Regions from separate parts of the Homo sapiens genome. Here region 1 is linked to region 2. A link is an interaction called in ENCODE POLR2A ChIA-PET data of the cell type or tissue named here. Cell type or tissue: K562. All regions are shown on one strand. Links, peaks and the distances in the headings refer to the core of each region. The heading gives the core; the rest is flanking DNA.

The links. ChIA-PET counts read pairs that join two places held together with the same protein. Peaks named below come from ENCODE experiments on the same cell type or tissue, not always from the same donor. Only the 100,000 strongest peaks of a DNase experiment are listed, where the experiment ranks them.
Region 1: POLR2A ChIA-PET joins it to region 2 with 5 read pairs; 2 of 35 experiments call an interaction of 5 or more read pairs at or near these places.

What each region holds. Positions count from the first base shown.
Region 1 is chr16:27,605,715-27,610,968 of GRCh38, forward strand. All of the region lies in intron 2 of KATNIP (katanin interacting protein), which reads left to right. Among named protein-coding and RNA genes, the nearest start is that of KATNIP, 58 kb to the left of the region's middle. In K562, for the core only: no CTCF peak of the experiment used is centred there; no DNase peak of the experiment used is centred there.
Region 2 is chr16:28,024,911-28,030,525 of GRCh38, forward strand. All of the region lies in intron 1 of GSG1L (GSG1 like), which reads right to left. Among named protein-coding and RNA genes, the nearest start is that of GSG1L, 36 kb to the right of the region's middle. RefSeq lists an enhancer at 1,688-2,188. In K562, for the core only: no CTCF peak of the experiment used is centred there; a DNase peak (open chromatin) is centred at 2,361; H3K27me3 peaks cover 1,634 bases.

The DNA of each region.
Region 1 (5,254 bases), core at 255-5,254, 420 kb before region 2:
TCAACCGTTGCTTTAGGTCTTTGTTGCTTGGCTTCTGCTGGTGTGATGGGTGCATTGACTGCAGAGTATATTTCTGTTTTCGAGGATGGGAATATAACTGATGTGTTAGCAAATGCAGTCAAAAGCAGGCTCAGGTCAGGTGCGGTGGCTCAGGCCTGTAATCCCAGCACTTTGGGAGGCCAAGGAGGGTGGATCACTTGAGTTCAGGAGTTCGAGACTAGCCTGGCCAACATGACAAAACCCTGTCTCTATTAAAAATACAAAAATTAGCTGGGCGTGGTGGCAGACGCCTGTAGTCCCAGCTACTGGGGAGGCTGAGGCAGGAGGATTGCTTGAACCTGGGAGGTGGAGGTTGCAGTGAACTGAGATCGTGCCACTGCACTCCAGCCTGGGCAACAGTGCGAGACTCTGTCTCAAAAAAAAAGAGAAAAAGAAGCAGGCTCAGATACTTTCTCATTTAACTCATGTGCACTGAGGACGGGCTCCACAGCGCTGGGACACACAGACTCACTGGGAGAATAGAGGAACTGGCACTTGGGGTGGGTTTTGAAGGAAGGCTGTGACTTTTGTACTGTAAGATACATTTGGATCATCTCTTCTTGTGGGCTTAGGGCCATTGGAGCATTCATCAAGGTATATTTAGTCCTCTATGAAATGCTTCTCTGAGCCCTTAGACATGGCAGGAACTTTGGATTCAGACACCGTCTAGTATTTGTTCTACCACTGTACCACCCAGTACCCACTCGGGTATAAATCTCTCTCATACACACACACACACACACACAGACACACACACACATACACACACACACATACACACACACTTCAAACTGGCCCAAGGAAAGAAAGGGATGTATTTGCTCAAGTGAGTAAAACGTTAGTGCTGGCTTCGGGCATGGCTGGATATGGTGGATTAACCACCATTAAAGGATCTAGTTGCTATTTGGCCTGTCTCTCATTGTCTTCCATTCTGCTGTCTCTATGTTTGTGTCATCAGTCTTGGACAGATTTTTCTAACTTTTTTTTTTTTTGGTAGAAGTGGGATCTCACTATGTTGCCCAGGCTGGTCTCGATCTCCTGGGCTCAAGCGATCCTCCCACCTCAGCCTCCGGAAGTGCTGGGATTATAGGCATGAGCCATCGTGCCTGGCATCTTGGGCAGATTTTTCCATGGAACATTTAAGGTTGCTCATAATTGTGAACCTAAAAAGTTGGTAAAATGACTCCTTCCTTTGTGTGTGAAGAAATGACGTCTTCCTCCCTTCCCTAGTAGCCCTGGCTCATATCACTAGTAATTGTAGAGGAGGAGAGATAAGGACTTTTCCAGGAGGGTCCTTGGGAGGCATAGCTTGGGAAGCACACCTATCCCTGAACCATCACATGGCCGGGGAGATGGAATGCACTGGCCGGGCCTGCAGTACGTGCTTTCCCTTGCAGTGTTGGGAGTGTTATTTCCACCCACGCCACGTGGACTGAGAGTGGACGAAAGGTGGTTTTCCTAGAGGAAAATCAAGGTGTTATACCCAGAACAGGAATGGATGCTGGCGCCACATAAACAAGGTTGTCTGCTATCTCCACTTAGAGGCTCTGAGACCTTCAGACAATTTGCTTCAGCTTTCAAGGCCTCCATTTCCTCCTCTGTAAAATGGGCACAAGGATCTTAGAGCATAGGATTGCTGCGTGCGTTAAATAAGCACCCACAGACAGCACTGATAAACAGCAGTAAAGGATGCCTGAAAAGCTGGACCCCAGTAACTTCAAGCATTAGCTTGTCACCCATAACTCATCCCTTAGTTAGGGTGTGCAGCCTATAGGGAGGCAGCGGGGAATCAAGTGACTTGGGGGTGTGGAAGAGCTCTGTGACCCTAGACAGTCAGTGTCTTTTTTTTTTTTTTTTTTTTTGAGATGGAACCTCACTCTGTCACCCAGGCTGGAGTGCAGTGGCACAATCTCAGCTCACCACAACCTCCGTCTCCCAGGTTCAAGCCATTCTCCTGCCTCAGCCTCCTGAATAGATGGGATTACAGTCCTGCATGGCGCTAACCATCATGTCCGGCTAATTTTTATATTTTCAATAGAGATAGGGTTTCACCATGTTGGCCAGACTGGCCTCGAACTCCTGGCCTCAAGTGGTCCACCCGCCTCCCAAAGTGCTGGGATTATAGGCGTGAGCCACCACACCCGGCCACAAACAGTGGCTTCATGGTCTCAGTGTTATCCCGTCTAAGTGATGGTTCTCTGGTGAGACCTGCAGTCAGCACGGTTGGGTATCCAGCATTCTCAAGCCCTAGAAACCAGCACTGCACTCTCAGCTGCTCCTGAATGCAGCTCAGGCTTCTGCATTCACTCATCAGCCCTGTTGAGGAGAATTCCAATATGGTGGCCTCAGAGGAATACGTGATCCTTGAAATATGGACTCTGTCTTTAAGTATAACTGATTCTTGGCATTTCATTCCAATTCTAGTTTTTTTTTCCCCTAGAGAAAATTAATAACATGGCCATTGGTAAAATTCTTTTTTTTTTTTTTTTTTTTTTGAGACAGCGTCTTGCTCTGTCACCCAGGCTGGAGTGCACTGGTGCAATCATAGCTCACTGCAGCCTCGACCTCCTGGACTCAAGCCATCCTCCCACCTCAGCCTCCCAAGTAGCTGGGACTACGGGTGCACGCCACCATGACTGGTGAATCTTTTTTTTTTTTTTTTTTTTGTATTTTTGTAGAGATGGGGTCCTGCTATGTTGCCCAGGCTGATCTCAAACCACAGTCCTAACTTCTCCCTTACGTCTACAGTGCCTAACTCTTGGTAGGAATTTTTTTTTCCTTAAAGAAAGGGTCTCACTCTGCTGCCCAGGCTGGAGTCTGGTGGCACGGTCATAGCTCACTGTAGCCTCGAGCTCCTGGGCTCAAGCTATCCTGCCACCTCAGCCTCCCAAGTAGCTGGGACTACAGCCTCACACTACCACACCCAGCTAATTTTTAAAAAACACTTTTGTAAAGACAGTCCTTGATAAAATTCTATGCCTTCTCCAGGGCCAGCATTGGGGATAAAGATAAGGATACCAATAAGGACATTGAGGCTCTGCTTTCGTGTCACATCCAAACTCCTTGGACCTTCCGCTGTAGGTCACTTGCGCCTCCTCAGCACCCGGCAATCTAGCCAATTCTTGATTCCCCCTTATCCCCCTGCAAGCGCCACATCCTAACCGAGGGATCGTTTATGGGTGACAAGCCAATGCTTCAGGTGACTGGGGTCCAGCTTTTCAGGCATCCTCTGGCCCGTCCATGAACATTTCATGTTTCTTCACACCCCCAAACCTTTGTTCATGCTGGCCCTGCTGCTTGGAATGCCCTTCCCTTTTCTTGTTGCCCAGGTAACATTTCAACTTTCAGATCCCTGCTCAAATGTGTCCTCATGGATTCATTCACTCAACAATTTCATTGGAATGCACAATGAACAAACTAGACAAAGCTCTCTGCCTTCATAGAATTCTCATTCTAGTGCAAGGACACCCCAATAAATAAAAGGTGTAATAAGTAAAATAAATTAGATGTGTGTTAGTGCAGGGAGGGACACAGGAGAGGGGGCGTGCAGTGTGTGCACTCTTTGCAAGTTTCACTATGGTGGTCAGGGGAGACGTCACTGAGAAGGGAATATCTGAGTTAAGTCTTTTTTTTTTTTTTTTTTTTTTTTTTTTTTGAGACGGAGTCTCGCTTTGTTGCCCAGGCCAAAGTGCAGTGGCGCGATCTCAGCTCACTGCAAGCTCCACCTCCCAGGTTCATACCATTCTTCTGTCTCAGCCTCCCAAGTAGCTGGGACTACAGGCACCCGCCACCATGCCCGGCTAATTTTTTGTATCTTTAGTAGAGACGGGGTTTCACTGTGTTAGCCAGGGTGGTCTCGATCTCCTGACCTCGTGATCCGCCCACCTCAGCCTCCCAAAGTGCTGGGATTACAGGCGTGAGCCACCGCGCCCTGCCAAGTCATTTTTTTTTTTTTTTGAGGTGGAGTCTTGCTCTGTTGCCAGGATGGAGTACAGTGGCATGATCTCAGCTCACTGCAACCTCCACCTCCTGGGTTCAAGTGATTCTCCTGCCTCAGCCTCCCGTGTAGCTGGGATTACAAGCATGCGCCACCATGCCCAGCTAATTTTTGTATTTTTAGTAGAGATGAGGTTTCACCATGTTGGCCAGTGGGTTAAGTCTTGAAGGAGGAAAGGAATGTGGGCATTTTCCTGAGAGAAGAGCATTCCACATGGAAGGAATGGGGCCTGAGGTGGGAGCTTGGCGGGTGTTGAGGACACTGGAGTGAGGAGGAGGAGTGGGGTAGTGGGAGGTGGCTCAGAGATGGGGGTCAAGGCCTAGAGTGCAGGACCTCATGGCCACTGGGATGGCCTTGCCCTTGACTCTGAGTGGGACAGGAGCCCCCTTGGGGTCCTAGCAGAAGAGTGACATGATTCCACTCACCTCTCATCAGGCCCCCCAGGTGGCAGCAGGGAGGACAGAAGGCAGGGAGGAGGCAAGAGCAGGAGTCCAGTCTGGGCCCAGACCAGCCTGGGAGGGGAGAGCAGGGAGAAATGGTCAGATTTTGGATACGCAGTAGTTTTCATATGGAGCTGACGGGTTAGATGTGGGATGGGAGACAGAGTGGGGCTTTGAAGATGACTCCAAGGATTGGAGAGACCTTCCTAGGGATCTAATTCAGACACTTGGCATTGCATTTTGTGTATTTTATTATAATTCTGTCCTTTGGGAGGGGTCCAGGTGCCTTTGATAGTCCGAAGAAAGTTATGGACTCTTCCAAGAACACCCCTGTGCATGCAATTAAATGGGTGTTCTCAGGACCCCCTGCAGGGATCCCTAGACAGTGTGTGGTTGCTTGACTGGTTGCAGTTGCAGCCCGCTTTTGTACAACATCAGGGGGCACAATTCACACGCACACATGATTGGGGCTGTTCAGTCCAGCACCCCCAACCAACAACCAGCAGTTGATTACAGCTGTGAAAGGAAAATAAATCTTGATGCCCCCAAATCACTAAACTAAAGGGAAAAGTCAACCTGGGAACTGCTTAAAGCAAACCTGCCTCCCGTTCTACTCAAAGTCACCTCTCTGCTCACTGAGATAAATGCATATCTGATTGCCTCCTTTGGAGAGGCTCATCAGAAACTCAAAAGAATGCAACCATTTGTCTCTTATCTACCTGTGACCTGGAAGCCCCCTCTCTGCTTCCACTTGTCCCACCTTTGCTTCGAGTTGTCC
Region 2 (5,615 bases), core at 235-5,234:
GTTCCCTGTGTGCTGCAGCAGCCCTCAAAGTGCCCAGCACATAATAGGTGCTCAATAAATGGGAGTGTTACCATCACAGCTGTCTGATTTATTTCCCACCCGGGGGCTCAGGCCATGCTGACTGCTGCTGTGATAGGAGCTCCTGTGCAGAACCAAGAGAAAGCCCCACTCCAAGGTTCTGAAAGCCAACCTTGCAGGACTGGGAGGGATGCATCATGGCTCAGCAGTAGCCTGCATGAGAAAGGCTGGGGCTCTGGGAAGAGCAGATGAACCAAGGGTTGCCATGTCCTGCACCTGCCCAGGAGATGTGCACTGCGAGCCATGTCACCAGGAGAGTGGGTGCAGGAAAGGGAGATGAGGGAGCCACTGGGCCTGGCCAGCAGCTAGGGCCAGGAGGCTCGGGGAGCCTTAAATCTCCCCAGATGGCAACTCTGGGCAGGGGCCATGCCACCTCATCTAAGGAAGAGCAGACATAAGGGGGACATGCACCCCACCTCCAAAAGGTTGTGCTCGAACCCTACATCCAGTTTTCGTGCCTTTCCTTGTGCTGTTCTTTCTGCCTAAAATGCTCACTGCTGGATCAATTTCACCATCCTCCCAAGCCCGGCTCAACCCTCCCTGGCTCCGCAGGCCCCCAACGCTGCTGGGCCCAGGCTAGAAGGGCTGACTGTATCTTAATCATCTCTGTCACCCCTGCCTGCCCCAGCAGCAAGACATAATTGGCTTTCAATGTATGTCAGATAAATTCACGAATAAATGAGCAAGAGAGAGCCGGGCCTTTGCCTGGGACCCTGTGAAAGAGCGGGGACCCCATCCCCTGCCTGTTCTTTTATAATTGGGACTGGCAAGGTCTGAAGTCAGAACAGTGTGTTGGGACAGAAGAGGGCTGACAGTTGGGCGTGATGCTCCTGTCATCCTGATGGCCCCAGGGACTGCAACAGAAGTGAAATGTGACCCAGAGCCCAGGCAGAGAAATGCCACAGCAGGCACAGGCTAGAGGATAATGGGCTTGGGGAAGACAGCTCCTTGCTACCAGGAGAATCTCCAGAATCCTTTGGCCTTGCCAGACAACCTGCATGGCTAGGATTGCACTTCTAGCCCAGGGTCATTTTTAAAGAAATTCGTCTGATCAACACGTGGCTCTGGGTCCAAGGCTGGCCGATATTCAGGAAGCCAAACGCCCAGCTAGTCCTCGGCCCGGGTTTGCCAGAGCCCTGGGCCTGCCGTGACTTCATTACCTGCTCACCCATGTCTCTCCCCACAGACTGGGGGCACCTTGAGGGCAGGAGCTGGGTCTCGCAAGATCTTGCAGGTCCAGCACCCGGTATATCACGGGAGCTCAGTCACTGTGTGTGACTGAATGAACAGCAGCAAGCTTAAGAGGAACCAGGAGAGGAGCCCCTTGAGAAATGTCACAAGTTCTTCTACTCCAGCCTGAGTTTGCTCTTCACTGGAGTCTGATTCTGCTGCGGATCTGCCACACATCAGCGAGGGACCTCAGCTGAAGCCCAAGGTGGACTAGAGCAGGAAGCAGGATGGGACTCGGGAAGAGGATCAGGGTGTGCACGAGTCGGCTTTCGCTGCCAGAACAGAGTCCTAACCTCTCAGTGGCCCTCCATACCAGGCATTTACTTCTCATTCTTGTCGCATGAGGGAAGCAGGCTGGACGCAGCTCAGCTGGGCTCTGCTGGGCTTGGCCGGTCTTGGTTACACTGGGCCCCGTCCCTTCGCATTCTGGGACCAGGCAGAAGGAACAGCCACTGTCTGAGGCATCCCATCCTCGTGACAGGGCAGAGCCTCGCTGTGCTCAGATACTGCGTGTGTCCCATCTGCTCACAGTCAATAATCAAAGCAAGGCACACGACCAAATTCAAAGTCATCAAGAGTGGGGCCAGGCATTGTGGCTCATGCCTGTAATCCCAACACTTTGGGAGGCTGAGGTGGATGGATCACTTGAGGCCAGGAGTTCGAGACCAGCCTGGCGAACATGGTGAAACTCCATCTCTACTAAAAATACAAAAATTAGCCGGGCATGGTGGTGCACACATGTAATTCCAGCTATTCGGGAGGCTGAGGCAGAAGAATTGCTTGAACCCGGGAGATGGAGGTTGCAGTGAGTCGAAATAGCACCACTGCACTCAGAAGTGGGACAGTACACGCCCCTTCAGGGACACACAGCAGTGGTGGAGGGGGGAATTAATAATTATAAACAAAGAATACCATCTATCACAGTATGTCATTTTTCACTCTCCATCCTCTTCTCTCCCCTATTCTGGAAACATATGCCATGTGCTCTGGGCAGGCCTAACCATCCCACCAATGAAGCAGGCACATGATCTAAGCCAGCCAATCAGAGTACTCCATTCACACGCTGCAGGCCATGGTGATTGGTTCAGGAATAGACATGTGATATAAATCAGGCCAATGAGAGCCTTCCCTGAGCCTTTTCTCCAGAGTTATGGGAAAGCAGCTCTCTTCCCTCTAGGGTTGCAAGGCAGGTGGGGTTTCAGTGCAGGGCTTATGAGGGGCCACGTTAATTTCCATAGTGAGCAGCACCATACAATCTGGTAGTGAAGATAGAAATGTTCTGCACCATCCAATGCAGTGGCCACTAGTCACATGTTAAATGTGACTGGTACAAATGAGGAACTGAATTTTAAATTTTAAATGGAATAGAGTCTAAGGAATCAAAGAGCATTTGGTGATATTTTTGGGCACCTGTGTTCAGGTGAAACTGACACCACCTAGACTTTGTAGTTCACAGGAGTAGATAATTTTCTTAGACTTGCTTAAACTAGTAGGGTTTCCATCATTAGAAGTAAGAGTCTTGGCCAGGCACCGTGGCTCAAGTCTGAATCCCAGCACTTTGGGAGGACAAGGTGGGAGCATCACTTGAGCCCAGGAGTTCAAGACCAGCCTGAGCAACATAATGAGACCCTGTCTCTACAAAAATAACAAAAATTGCCAGGCATAGTCCCAGCTACTTGGGGGGCTAAGGTGGAAGGATTTCTTGAGTCTGGAGGTCAAGGCTGCAGTGAGCTGTGATTGCGCCACTGCACTCCAGCCTCAGCAACAGAGCTGACACCTAAGGCCTCAGCAGCAGCATCACCTCTATTTATTTAACCAAACTATGTGCCAGGCATTTGGCTGGTCACGTACATGTGTCATTTCGTGAGTCTTTCCTAAGCCTATCACAAGCCCAAGAGTCAGACTGCCCTGGGCCCAAATCCCACCTTCACCTACAATTGGCTGTGGGACTTTGGGCAAGCTACTGAACTTCAAGATGCCTCAATTTCCTTATCTAGCCAGTGTAGTTGATGGGCCATGAAGGCCAAGGGAGTTATTACATGAGAAGTGCCTAGACCCGTGCCAGGCAGGTAGAAAATAATCCCTCATGTTGACTATTTTTATTATTTTCATCCCGATCTTGAAGATGAATAAACCAAGCCTTGAGGAGGTCAAGTCACTTGCAAATTGACAAAAGTAAGACTTGACAAAGCCGGGATTGGAACCTAGGCCTACGATTCCCGAGTGTAAACTGTTTACCACTGCCTCATTCTGCTTGTGGCTTTTAAACTCTGTCCACAGTAACAATATAACAATAAGAATAATATTAATAAGACTTAGCACTCATTGCATGGCCAACAGTTTAAATCCTGGGCAGTTCTGCTTCAGAGTCCCAGCTTTTAACTCTCAGAGAAAGGAAATTATTCCTTATTTAATGTTCCTCCTGTCCTTCCATTAATACCAAGGAGAAAGTCTCAGCTTGGTGCTGATATGTTGTTAATGCCTCTATAGCACTTGCTAATCTCTCTTTTGAACAAAGAGAGAGCCAGCCTCAGGCTCGGGGCAGATCATACTATCTAGAGGAGACATAATATGCCCCTTCCTTAAGCCTCCAGGCTTAGGCAGGAACTGCCTCTCTTCACAGTGCTGTGGTCCCCGGCAGCCAGAAAGGCAGTGGCTAGAGATGAGGAGGCCTGGGCTTCAGGGAGCTCTCAGACGCTGCAGCAGTGACCAATAGCCAGCTAGGCTCTCCCAGCCCAGGTTTGTTTTGGAGGGTGATGCATGGCAGGGCACCAGGCGACCCACATCAGCTGATGAACAGATCCTCAACCTACGGAAAGCACCTTGCCTAACACGGGATCAGGAGCTGTATCTGAGGCCTGTTTCTGAGTACCTTCTCCACTGTGGTCAAGGTAAGGGTCCTTGAGCTGTTCCCTGCCTTCTCTGGGCCTCAGTTTCCTCATCTGAGAAACAGAGATAAGAATACCTACCCCCAAAGAAGGGTCCTAAGAAACAAATGAGAAAGTGCTGTGTAAAGAACTGAATGAATGTGAACTGTTGCCATTTTCATTATGTGAGTAGAAGTGCGTTATTTATAAGTGGAATCAGCAGCATCAAGTAAACTGCTGACACCAGACTGAGATGGGATCGTTTGTATCATTCTGAATTATCTTTGTTTTTGTGTCTGTCTGTCTCACTATGTTTTGCTCTCCAGGGCAGGGATCTTCTAGTCCATCTGGCATAGCAAAGGCATCAGCAATATTTGTTAGATGGATGGATTATGAATGATGGAAAAATGGATGGCTGAATGTGTAGATATATGGGTGCATGAAGGGATGGATGGATGGATGGATGGATGGATGGATGCATGGGTGGATGGATGGATGCATGGGTGGATGGATGGATGCACAGGTGGATGAATGGATGGGTGGGTGGATCATGGGTAGATAGATGGATGGACTGTAGATGAATGAATGGATGAGTGGTCATGGACAGATGGAAGAATGATGGATTCATGGGTGATGGATGTATAATGGATGAATTAAAGATGGATGGATGATGGATGAGCAATGAAATCCAAATGCAGCTTAGGATGCAACTCTTGCTGAGTCAGGATTTTACTCTGGTACTGGATATCAACTACACAACACTCTCAAACTACAAGGATAGCGTGTGTGTGTGTGTGCATGCACGCACATGTGGGCCGTGTGTGTTCACGCACGCACATGTGGGCAGTGTGTACAGACATGACAGGCATGCCAGCTCGTGGGATGAAACATCACAGATGGAGGGAGCTCCAACAACCCTGAAGGAAGAGGAAGAATGAATTTTCCAGGAGGGCCAGAGAAGGGCCTCTTCAGAAGGGAACTGCTTGTAAAAGGCACAGAGGCATGAAGAAGCTTTTTGAAGAAAGATAGAGAGGATGTTCTGTGGTTCTGCCTGCCAGCATCCCTCCTCCCCTTGTCTAGTAGCAGAACTTTGATTCTCCTTCGGGGAACCAGCAGCTCAGTCCGTGAGTCTCTGTTGAGGCTAACTCCAACCCCAACTCCAGAGGTGAGCGGCTGACCCAAGCCTAGCCTATCAGAGCACCACATTCCTCACACCTCAGTGGCAAGCTTAGGGATGGACCCAAGCCCAACAAATGAGAGCCCTCTGGGGACTTTTACTGGTGCCAAACTGGGTGGATATAAACCTGGAGCTGCTGGGGCCACTACATGAAGAGGACTGCCAGAGAGTGAAACCAACAAAGGATGCAGACCTCTGAGAAATAGAAAGGGAAAAAAAGAGGAGACAGACAGAAGGACAATGGGAAGTTGAGAGAGATACTG